Linked DNA regions of Mus musculus: region 1 is linked to region 2. The links are chromatin loops, found by intact Hi-C in ENCODE. Cell type or tissue: left cerebral cortex. All regions are shown on one strand. Each heading gives the region's core, and the rest is flanking DNA. Links, peaks and the distances in the headings are about the cores only. Region 1 holds the start of Ccdc148 (coiled-coil domain containing 148). Region 2 has its middle 18 kb from the start of Upp2.

What was found. A loop is a pair of places that touch in the nucleus more often than their neighbours do. Peaks named below come from ENCODE experiments on the same cell type or tissue, not always from the same donor. Only the 100,000 strongest peaks of a DNase experiment are listed, where the experiment ranks them.
Region 1: a loop joins it to region 2, with 2.9 times the contacts of the local background. A loop is called at or near these places in 2 of 42 quality-filtered maps.

What each region holds. Positions count from the first base shown.
Region 1 is chr2:59,158,896-59,164,273 of GRCm38, reverse strand. It overlaps Ccdc148 (coiled-coil domain containing 148), which reads left to right and starts at 3,591. Exons shown (of 15, transcript NM_001372501.1): 1 at 3,591-3,927. Pkp4 (plakophilin 4) reads right to left here and starts at 3,424. Exons shown (of 22, transcript NM_026361.2): 1 at 3,146-3,424. In left cerebral cortex, for the core only: a CTCF peak has its summit at 2,226; DNase peaks (open chromatin) are centred at 2,637, 3,188, 3,561, 4,017 and 3 more places; H3K4me3 peaks cover 4,216 bases; H3K27ac peaks cover 3,322 bases.
Region 2 is chr2:58,734,816-58,740,193 of GRCm38, reverse strand. It overlaps a transcript of Upp2 not described here. Among named protein-coding and RNA genes, the nearest start is that of Upp2, 18 kb to the left of the region's middle. In left cerebral cortex, for the core only: a CTCF peak has its summit at 2,797 (motif pointing left); a DNase peak (open chromatin) is centred at 2,610.

The DNA of each region.
Region 1 (5,378 bases), core at 284-5,283, 420 kb before region 2:
GGACATAATTGTGCCAGGTGGCTGGCATCAAGCTGGCTATGAAAATCTATTTAAATAGATCTCTGGATATTGACACATGGGATAAAAAAAAAGCTTTCAGTTTAAAAGATGACAACAACTAGATTTTTAAAAATCAACTTAAGTAGTTTAAATTTTTACAATTTGTTTTGCCAATTTGTAGAGAAGGAATAAAATTGCAGTTCTGATTTAATGCTGACTTCATCTAAATACTCAAGGTTATATGATTACTCAGTTGTTTTTTATTATTACACTGAAATTGGTAAAGAGTTCTTTCAACTTATGTTATGTCAGATCCACGTACAGGATTCTCTTGGCTTACGCAGCTTGTATGCAGCAACCATGTGTATGGCTTTCTCTCGGGCTCACTAGCATCTGCTTCCTTCTTTCAGGCTTGCCATCATTTTCTTGCTACCTTATCTCCACCCAAAACCAGAGGTAAGAACCAGCAGAATGCTCAATCCCTCCCAACTCAGGAGCTTCCATATGGCATACAGCTGCCAACCGCAGCACCTCTCCTTACATAATAAAAGACGGTAAGGAGGACCTTTCCTTTGGTCAGGATAGTTTTATATTCACAATGGTTCTAGATTATGAGCCTTCTCTCTAAGTCTTACTAACAAACACGATGTATTTCTAATTGAATGTCTGCTCTTACCTGAAGCAGGCGAGACTTATCTGCTCAGTCAATCATGCTCACGTGCACTCTGTATATCTGAACAAAATCTTTCCTTTCTGGTGAATCAGAGAAAATAAATTCCCGTTTACATTTTGGGGAGCAAGAACAGGGAATGCTTGGGACCTCAGGCACGCTAGGTAAGTAAGCCTCAAGCCTGTGCTGCAGAACGGACCTCCCCTTTCTAGTTAACTTTCTAATTTTCATGTCAAATTAAACAACCAAGAGTTAAACTGTTATAATGTATCGTTACATAATAAAAGTTTCCTGTAGCCATTTACAAACTCCCCAAATCCTCTGCATTGTTACTGTAGGGGAATTAAACCTCTAAATTAGAAGGTTCACTGACTACAGGCATACCTGAAAAACAATGTAGCAAGCCAGAAGACACAACCTATCATTTCTTCTCCCTTGGGTCTTAACTAAAATGCCTGCAGACTTTTCAATGCCCTTGATGCATGCAAAGTAGGGGTCAGAAGACAGGTGACTGGTTGAACTACTGGCTTATTTTCCTGAATCTGAGGGAAAATAACCAAATGCAGAAGGTTGTCTAGTGCCAGCAACCTTCAAAGCAGACTGTGGAATGGAAGCACACACCGTATGCCTTCAGCCAGAAACACTTCCTCCAGACATTGTTCTTGCTTTCACCATACCATTTCCCACAACTGTTTCTTAGGTATCAGAAATGCTCCATGGGATATACTCCATTTAAAAAGAGACAATTTCTTCTACTTTCTCAAAAGCAAAAACCTAACCCTGGTTCTGGGAGAGCATCTGTCAAAATTTTGCTTTTCTGTATTAATTTAGGAAAGAAAGAAAGAAAGAAAGAAAGAAAGAAAGAAAGGAAGGAAGGAAGAAAGGAAGGAAATGTATACTAGTCGTTACCAATTTTATACATATTTACCAATCTTTATAAGTTGTAGGACTGTGCTTTTTATTCAGTTAAACTGAGTGACAAAGAAAGAAATGGCGCTTTCCACTAATAAATTACATATTGAAATATACATGACTGTGATGTCCCCGGGTTACTTGCAGTGGTAACTTACACGCCCCGAATTTAACTGTACCAGACAGTTCTATCTGTCCCATCGCTGGCCAAACACTGCTGCTCTGTTACTATTCATTATGTATTATACGAGGCCTAAACACAGCCCAGTATGACGATGGAAAATATTCCGATCCTCATGACAGCAGTGATGCATTCAAGATCTCTTGCAATACACCCCGGACCTGGAGCACTAAAAGACATTTTCTGATACAGCTAAAAGATGTTGGCTGCAAGCTTACTCAAGAACATTCGGCCCTGTCTCTGCTGGTATTCAGAAAACCCTGGTTAAAAAAAAAAAAAAAAAAAAAAACCACGCACTATCCAAATCTTGCAAAAGCAAACTTGCCAAGAGCCTTCTGCAACGATCAATAATAACCTTGGGTACACTGACACCTAAATTCACGGTCCTGGAGACCAATGCAGCAAAAAATCCAGAACCATAGGCTGGAGCCCCAAGAAAACTACCGCGCTTCCCTCTCCACCGCCCTCTGCCGCAGGGAGAGAAGCGGAGGCAGGAGAGTGAACGAGGCTTACCAGCTCTGAAGATGCGCCGTGACCTCTGGCTACGCGGCGAGATCAGGGCCGGGAAGGCGCTAGTGCGGCCGCGGCCCGTGCGGACTCTGTCCCTGGTGCATTCCTTGCATTCCAGCACAATCTGTCGCCAGCCTACAAGCTGGCAGCGCGCGTCGCCCGTTGGACGCACACACCTGCCTATCGCGGCGCCCGGAGCAACCGCGGCGCCTCCGCTGCCCGCGCTCGCCGGGTGTCGCACTCAGTCACTATGCCGCCAAAACCCGGTCCCGCCGCTCGCCCTCTCGTTTCCCAAGGAGTAAGAGGGGACAGGGACCCACGACCCTCCGTTGGGTGCAGCTGCTCGCTCTAACTCCTGGCAGCGCGAGGAGGCAGTGCGGCGCGGGAGGGCAGCCTGGAGCCTTAAGGCTGGGGCGCCCGCTAGGGAGGAGCGTGCGGTTTGCAGCTGCAAGCTGGGAGCCCTGGACCCTCCGGGCGGTCGTCACGGGCACCAGCGCTGCTCTGGGGGCCCGGGCGACACGCCGGGCGAGCGTGGGAGGCACGGCTGGCGGTTGCTTCGGTGGAGCGAGGGACGGACACACAGACGGCCGGTCCCGGGCACGACGGCGCGCGGGAGCCTCGGGGCTCAAGTTCGAGAAGCGGTGGCGCGGTGCGGGAGGAAAAGCGGCCGCGCCGAGCTGTGCGGGGCAAAGTTGTGCGCCGCCGGGGGGAGGGGAGAGGCGGGCGGGATGGCGGAGCACGCGGCGGGGACCGAGAGATCCGAGCCAGGGAGCCGCGGGGGGCGCCTGGCCGCCGCCAGGTCCCGGCTCGACGCGCTCTGGGCAGCTAGCACCCCAGAGCCCCGAGCCCTCCCGCCAGCCCCGCGCACTTACTTTCCAGCTCAGGCGGAGGCCGTCGTCGCTCCAGGGACCAGGGACATCCACGCCGAAGGGTCGCCGCTGCGGCACCGGAGCAAACTGGCCGAAGTGCGGCAGCCTCGCCGCTGCCCTCCCCTCCCTCCCCTCCCGCCCCCTCCCCCGAAGAGGCTCTCCCACCACCCCGGTGGCGGCGGCAGCTCGCCTCTACCCCGTGCCCATAGTGCCGCCGCCGCGGCCGGCGTCCACGCGCACTCAGCCCCGGAGCCCTCTAGACTGCTCAGAGGCCGCCGCCCCGCCGCCAGCCCGCCCGCCCGCCCGGCCAGTCCCGGCACCCGGGAACGTCAGCACGCTGCCGTCCCCAGACAGGCTCCGCGCCCGCCCCATTGGGCGGAAGGAGAGGGCCGGCCCTCCCCATTGGCCCGGCCCTCATATTGAACGAGCCAATGGGAGCTGCGGTTTCAGGTCGCCATGGAGACCGATGCTGTTAAGAGCTAGAGGGCCAGGAGAAGGTGGGGAGTGAAGATGAAGGTGTCTGTAGCCTCCGGCGCGGGAGGGGGTGGGGGGAAGGAGTATTAGGGGATTCCCGGGAGAGGGCTCTGAAATCGGGCGGGTCTTGCTTTTGAGTATTGCCAAGACTCTGCATGGTAGGGCTTGTCCCCAGCGTCAAAGGCAGAAACAACTGAGCCCCCGGACTTCTACTTTACATTGAAAGCTCAGGAGTGGGCGTTTCATTTTTCCTGCATCTGGGGAGCATGCGAGGCTATATGCATTTTGACCTTTGAGATCTGTGCAGCCCGGTGAGTTTCCACTCCATTCCTTAAATCTCTGCTTCTTCCTGACGTCACAGGGTCACTTGAATTCTTTCTCCAACCACTCCCCCTTCCCTGAGTCTACATTTCCTCTGATTTTTGGTTCTTCCAGCCTATAACCCCTCCCAACGAAAACAGGATTTCTTGCACGTGGTATTTTGGTAAGGAAACTGAGTGGGGTTGTACTAAAGGACCAGCCCGCAACAGAATGAGTTCTCTGCTTCCCAAAACAGCAAGTCTGATCTCTCCTCCGCCCCTCCCTCTTGGACTATGTGCTTTCTGTGCTGAGCTTGGCAGGTGCATGCTCTTCCCAGTTTGTCTGAGGCTGGAGAAGTGCCAGAATTCATCCCAATGATTTCTCAAAAAGAAAAAAATAGATTACAAATGATGGATTTTTGCTTTCTGGCAGTTTTCCAGATTAATACTAAAATCGGTAAGGAAATGATGAATTGGGACAGGGGAGCATTCGCACCCAAATCTTGACCTTTAATAATGAGTGCTCTACTTTCATTTTAAATCATTTTGTGCTAGTTTGCTCGTGCTAATTATTTTTGATGAGTGATGTTCATAATTAGATGGTAGCTATTAATCTGGAACTTTTACACATGATATTGCTTCATAACATATTTTAAAAATAGTACCACTCTAGCATATAGCCACCGATGTATTCATGTTTCTTCTTTTGGTGGCTTTGTTATTTTCATAATATCCTCTTTAGTAAAAAGAAAAAAATATTATACTATCTCCCTTCACAATAAGGGATATTAATTTTCCTTGTTATATTTTGTGGGGAAAGCTGATAGGAATTTTACATTACAAATATTTTGTTGTGAGAAGCAGATTATTGTGTATGCAAGCTCTATATATCTAATTTACATTCTGAATTTTAATTGGGTGGCATGTTTTGGCTTTTATGCTATAAAATATAGCCTAAGAAATGTTAATATGGCAACTTGCTTGGAAAATGAATCTCCTTGGTACTTATTGTAAACTTGATTTTAATTGACAGTTCCGTGCAGGATTGGACTGTAGAACAAAATGCATGAGCATGTGGATGTACCACTTAAATATTTTAGAAGCAAACATTAAGGTTGGAGGAAAAGATATCTCATGGCTTGTCATTAGGAAAATTGCCTGCTTTTGAGTTTTTCTTGTGTTTGTTGTTGTTTTCTTGCTATTGTGTGTTTGTTCATCGAATGGAAAAAGTTAAAATGAAAAGATAAGTAAGATATTTTAAATGTATAGTCAAGATACCAATAATTTGTTTGTTCTTAATTTAAGTAATACTAAATGAATGTAATATTTGCCTACTCAAAGGAGAAAATGGGTCTCTTTTTTTCGTCCTTCATAGAAGGAAGGGGGAAAAAAAACAATTTTGGTTTTACTCTAAAAATTATTTTCTTTTGTATCTTTCTCAAAACGCATATCTGTCAAATAAT
Region 2 (5,378 bases), core at 79-5,078:
GCACAGAGAGCATAAGGACACGGGCGGTCAATGCAGCAAACGATGCATTGTTCTTGAGGATACTCTGTGTGTGAATAAATGGAAAGGAATTGCATTCAGAGAAAGACGGCAATCCTGACTTCAGAAGCAGCAGGAAACAGCAAGCACAGCTCTAATGCACATGAGAGCTGTACCAGTTCACAATAATAGAGAATCCATAGTGTGGCCAACTGAGAAGATAATTCTTTTTAAGCCAAATGGACCCACATCATTGTTCCACACTTGATTTTTTTTCCTGTAAAGTGAAAATAACTATTATCATTACTCAGGAGAAAGTATATCTTAAGTATATGTATGAAACAAAGTCTATCAACCTTTACCTCAATATCATTTATTACTTTTTATTGAGATTCATTGTTAATTGAGTGTGTGTATATCCACATGTACACATGTGAATGCTGATGCCCCTGGAGTCTAGAAGATGGAGTGGGATCCTCTGGAGCTGGAGTTGGCAGCTGGTTGAGAGCCATCTGTTGTGGGTGCTGCAAACTGAACTCAGTTCCTCTGGAAGAGCAGCAAGAGCCCTTCAGTCTCGCCTAAGCCACCACTTCTCTTCCATCATTTATTATCTCAACACAGACTTTTGTCTAAAATTAACCATGCAACATAAAATCACAAACATGCAAATGAAGAAATGGGACCTTCTTTTGTGGTTCATTGAATCTAAATCTCTTAAACAAAAATGTCCTGCAAGAGAGATTCCCTGACTGCTGAGGGGTTAAGGAGATGTCTGTAACATTGTGTGGATCTCAGCCCCAGAGTCAGACATCAGTCACAGAGGATTATAGCCCAGGAGGGCCTATGTGACTCTGACAATGGGGCCAGGCAGGCAGGAGAGAGGCTCTGAGGATACACGAATCCAGATACATCTAACCTTCCATTTATCCACACTGACCATACAAAGGAAGGATGAAGGAGGGATCAAGAAACCCACCTCCTTTAGACTCATTCAAACACGTTCCACACTGTGCTATAAGACACGAAGTCTTTATGAAGGAGCAGAAACAATGGCAAGTCAGGGAGAAACACTAGAAAAGGATTTTGAAATCTTTCTCTCCTAAAATGAAGGTATGGAAATGTGAGAAAAATAATGAAGTAAAGGGGAATGGGTTTATCATGATTTTTTTTTTCTTCTGAGAAAGGCTCTTGGTAGGAGTCCCAAAGCAAGCTCAAACAGGACATCCTCCTGCCTCTGCCTCCCAGACACTGTAATCACAGTAGTGTGCTAGTGGTTTGTTGTGATTCAATGATCTTTTCACTTACCTTCTTTTCCTAAGTCCAGTGATAATCAAAGTAGCTTCATGTATGTGAGACTTTGTTCCCTTAATAAATGACCCTATAATGTAGATATTTAAATTCATGGTAATGTCCACTTACCCTCATGGGTGCTACATAGTCCATGACATGACTCTCTGATGCTGAACTCCACAATTTCCCAACCCCCTCCTGGCCAACAAGCATCCTAGAATGTGAATATCTAATGAAGTCGTCGTATGCAAGTGACTATTAAAGTAATACATTTTTTTCCTGAGTAGATTCATTGTAACAGCAAAGAAAAAACATTGGATTGGAGTCAGAATGCCAGGATTCTGACTCCAGACCCTTATTCAACTCACCTATATTTAACTTGGTATTCAATTATGAGGAAATCAGATACTTTTTTATGTCCCCTGATATTTCCTCTATTAAATGAAGCTGGATAATTAATACTTCATTCAAGCCAAGAGACCTGAACATGTATTTGAAGTCCTTTCTGACATCCGTGTAAGCACAGGCAAAGGTGTCCTATTTGACTGGGCATGAGGTTCTACATAAACGACATCAATATAAATGGGGGAGCTACAGGCAGCTTGGGTAGTTTAGAGTCCGTTGCAAGCCAGTGATTTGAACAAGGAGTTTACTACCAAGACTGAGCTGTAAGAAGAGACTGGAGTGATGACAATTTTGCTATTAAGAATCAAGGTGCACACTGCACATGGACCTGATAGATTTCTAACCACCAGCTCAGGCTGAGACACTCCTTCTGCCTAACCGTGAGATCCAGACTAGAGGGGACCAGGTCTTGAGGCTGGAGCCTTCATGATCAAGGTCAACCGCCTTATAGAGGGAGCCCAGGGGTTTTTCTCAGTCTGCCTCCCAATGAGGGTACAAGAAGTCAGTAGTGTGAGCCCTGGCATTGTGCGAGTTCACTGAAACCCAACCATGTTGGCATACTGATGCCAGATCTCCAGACCTCAGAGCTGGAAATTCCTGCCCATTCTGTGGCACGTTATTATAGTACTCTGAACTGATGGGGCCATTGTTGAAGGGTGTAACTGTTAACAATTGTTAACATTGTTAACGCAACAGTGAAGTCATCAATGACTAGCCAGCAGGACTTGCTGGAAGTTGTGGCTTGTTAGAGGAGCTACCCAAAGGGAGATGCTTCAATAGAGAGATTTTACTGTAAAGGTTTCCCAACAGTTCCTGGGAAAGTCATCAGCCTCCATGCTCTGCTGGAGCTGGGCATGCTGAATACACTGCAGAAGGCTGTTTTCCTGCAAAGGGAGCATTAGTAAGAGAAGCCCTGTGCCTATAGGAGCCAAATGCCGCAGACGCTGCTCACAGTGCAGGTGTCCTGGGTGTAATCCTTAAATCCCCAGCCAAAAGTAAAGAAGTAGGCGAGGGCAGAAAAAAAAAAAAAAAAAAAAAAAAAAAAAAAAAAAAAAGGTAAGAAAACTCTTCTCCTATAATAACTCTCTAGTACCCTCTACTGGTAAACTCAGTGAATAAAGAAAAACCATAAAGAGGCCAGCTTCACTTTACAGAGAGCACAAAAAATAAAAAAATAAAAAGGGGGTGTGTTATAGGTGTGGGAGTTGGGGGTAAGAGGTGGGGGTGGGGCAGTACATTTGGAACTGAGAAGCAATCTCTCAATAACATATGCAGAAAGATCTCAAAATCAGTTTCCCAAAAGGAAAGATTTAGATTCATATGCTGTATCATTTATCATTCATCCCAGAGGCAACCACTCAAAAACCTGCTGTCTGAAGCCAGGCCCTGTGAACACTTGTATAAGTTTGACTGTGATCGGCTTGAGGGAGGCCATGTTTGCCCAGCTCACCACAGTGAACAGTAGGCAAGTTTCTCCCACATAGATGTCAGACCCTTGTAAAGTAAACGTGTGAGTGTGTGGTTCCTCAATGATTCATCTGGGATGTTTTATAAATGACTAGAGAAAGGCTCAGAGAAATGTAGCAATTTAACACTTAAACTGGCCACTTCTGTCCCTGTACCCCTTCCATTAGTCAGACAAAACACAAGGTGGGTGGTACCAGCATTGTCTTTTCTGCTGATTTTTCTCAAAATTTGCTTTGGATTTGGCCTGCTTGTATTGCAGAGGCTTTGCTGATTTGCATAAAATCAGGAGCTTATTGGAAGAATTATCAGGTAATCCTCCATGACAAGAAAATAGCTCATAGCTTATCAGGTCTCCCTTGTCCTTCGGTTAACTACCCTGATATTTAGTGTTCCCTAAATTAAAATCCCATTCAAAATCCCTTAAACACAGCCACCACCTCACAATCTGTAATTACTCCTGCAAAAGTCATTTCCTTGATTCTGCTTTTCTCTCTCCGCCCTAGTCTTCGGAGCCATTACTTTCCATGCAATGAGGTTGTAGCAATTTCTATCACTCCCCAGAATAGGAAATCTATGCTGCTTTCATCAAGTAACTAAATGTTACCCCATTTCCGATTCTTAAATAATTTCTTAAGGAAGAAAATTTGATCTCAGGGTCTTTACAGCATTGCTGATCGCGTTGATGGTAGCAATCAATGCTTCGGCAAGGTTAACGATGTGCATTTGCACATAGTGGTTCATTTAAAGTGAATAATCAGGCATTTACTCAGTGCCGCCTCTTTATTTTTTAAGATAGAAGCCTGATTTAAGACACACTGCAACTTAAAGAGGCTGTGGTAAAGCCTATTTTGAAAACATTGCAGTTAATTGCAGATATAAGCTTGAGCCCACTTATTTACTTAAAACATGAAGGATACAAAAATTAAAATGGCCAAATAAGACACATCTCAAAACATGCAAAACTACTGAAAGATGGATTTGAGAATTTTAGTGGGGACACAGGACTTATAATGGAGGTTTTCTTTTAATGGGTCTGAGAAACGGATGAGGGCATCGTGGGCGTATACTCCACCCAACTGCTTTGGAGACTGAGGCAGGAAGATAGCTTAGCTCTGGAGGGCAAGAATGGCTGAGCAAAGCAGGAAGACCCTGTAGGGAGCAGAGGAAGCTCTGAATGAGTGACATACTCAGTGGAACCTGTATTGTTGACAGGGGCACAGCCATGTCCCAGACCCGAAGGCTTCAGCAAAACCTTACCTGGCTGAGGGATGGCAAAGCTTCCCTCAGGAGTCTTTATGACTTCATATGAGTGTATGAGTGTGTGCCTTAGGAAGGGTTTTACTGCTGTGAACAGACTCTATGACCAAGGCAATTCTTATAAGGGCAGCATTTAATTGTTGACTGGCTTACGGGTTCAGAGGCTCAGTCCATTATCATCAAGGCAGGAGCATGGCAGAGTCCAGGCAGACATGGTGCAGAAGGAGCTGTGAGTTCTACATCTTCATCTGAAGGCTGCTAGGAGAAGACTGACTTCCAGGCAGCTAGAATGAGGGTCCTAAAGCCCAGGCCCACAGTGACACGCCCATTCCAACAAGGCCACACCTACTCCAGGCCATACCTAATAAACACACTATGTTCCAGATAGCTGCTGTAGTAGCCATTAGAAAGCCCCACCTGACCCCGCTGTATTGCTTTTTCTGTGTCAATGCTTTCTTCACTCCCTCAATGTCCACAGTCAAGGCTTCTGAATGTGGAATTTAGAGATCACAGCCCAGGGGGTTATGTATGTCTTCTGCCATTCACTTCTTTTGTTTTGGGTTTTCAGTAAATGTTCCCAGTTGGAAGCCATGTTGTTTCATTGCCCATCAGGAGAAATGCGGGAAGATTCTCTACCCCTTCCTGGGTGTTTGGCATAAACCTGTTAAAGAAAAAGGTTGGTTGATTTTTTCAACACCAAAGTTACATTTGACCTGACTCTCTCCTTCATTCAGAACCAACTGAGAACCCATCTTCTGTTTGGTATGTGTCTTTTTTTTTTTTTTTTTGTTTTTGTTTTTGTTTTTCGAGACAGGGTTTTTCTGTGTAGCCCTGGCTGTCCTGGAACTCACTCTGTAAACCAGAAATTTGCCTGCCTCTGCCTCCCAAGAGCTGGGATTAAAGGCGTGAGCCACCACGCCCGGCCTTAGTAAGGGTTTTACTGCTGTGAAGATGCACCATGA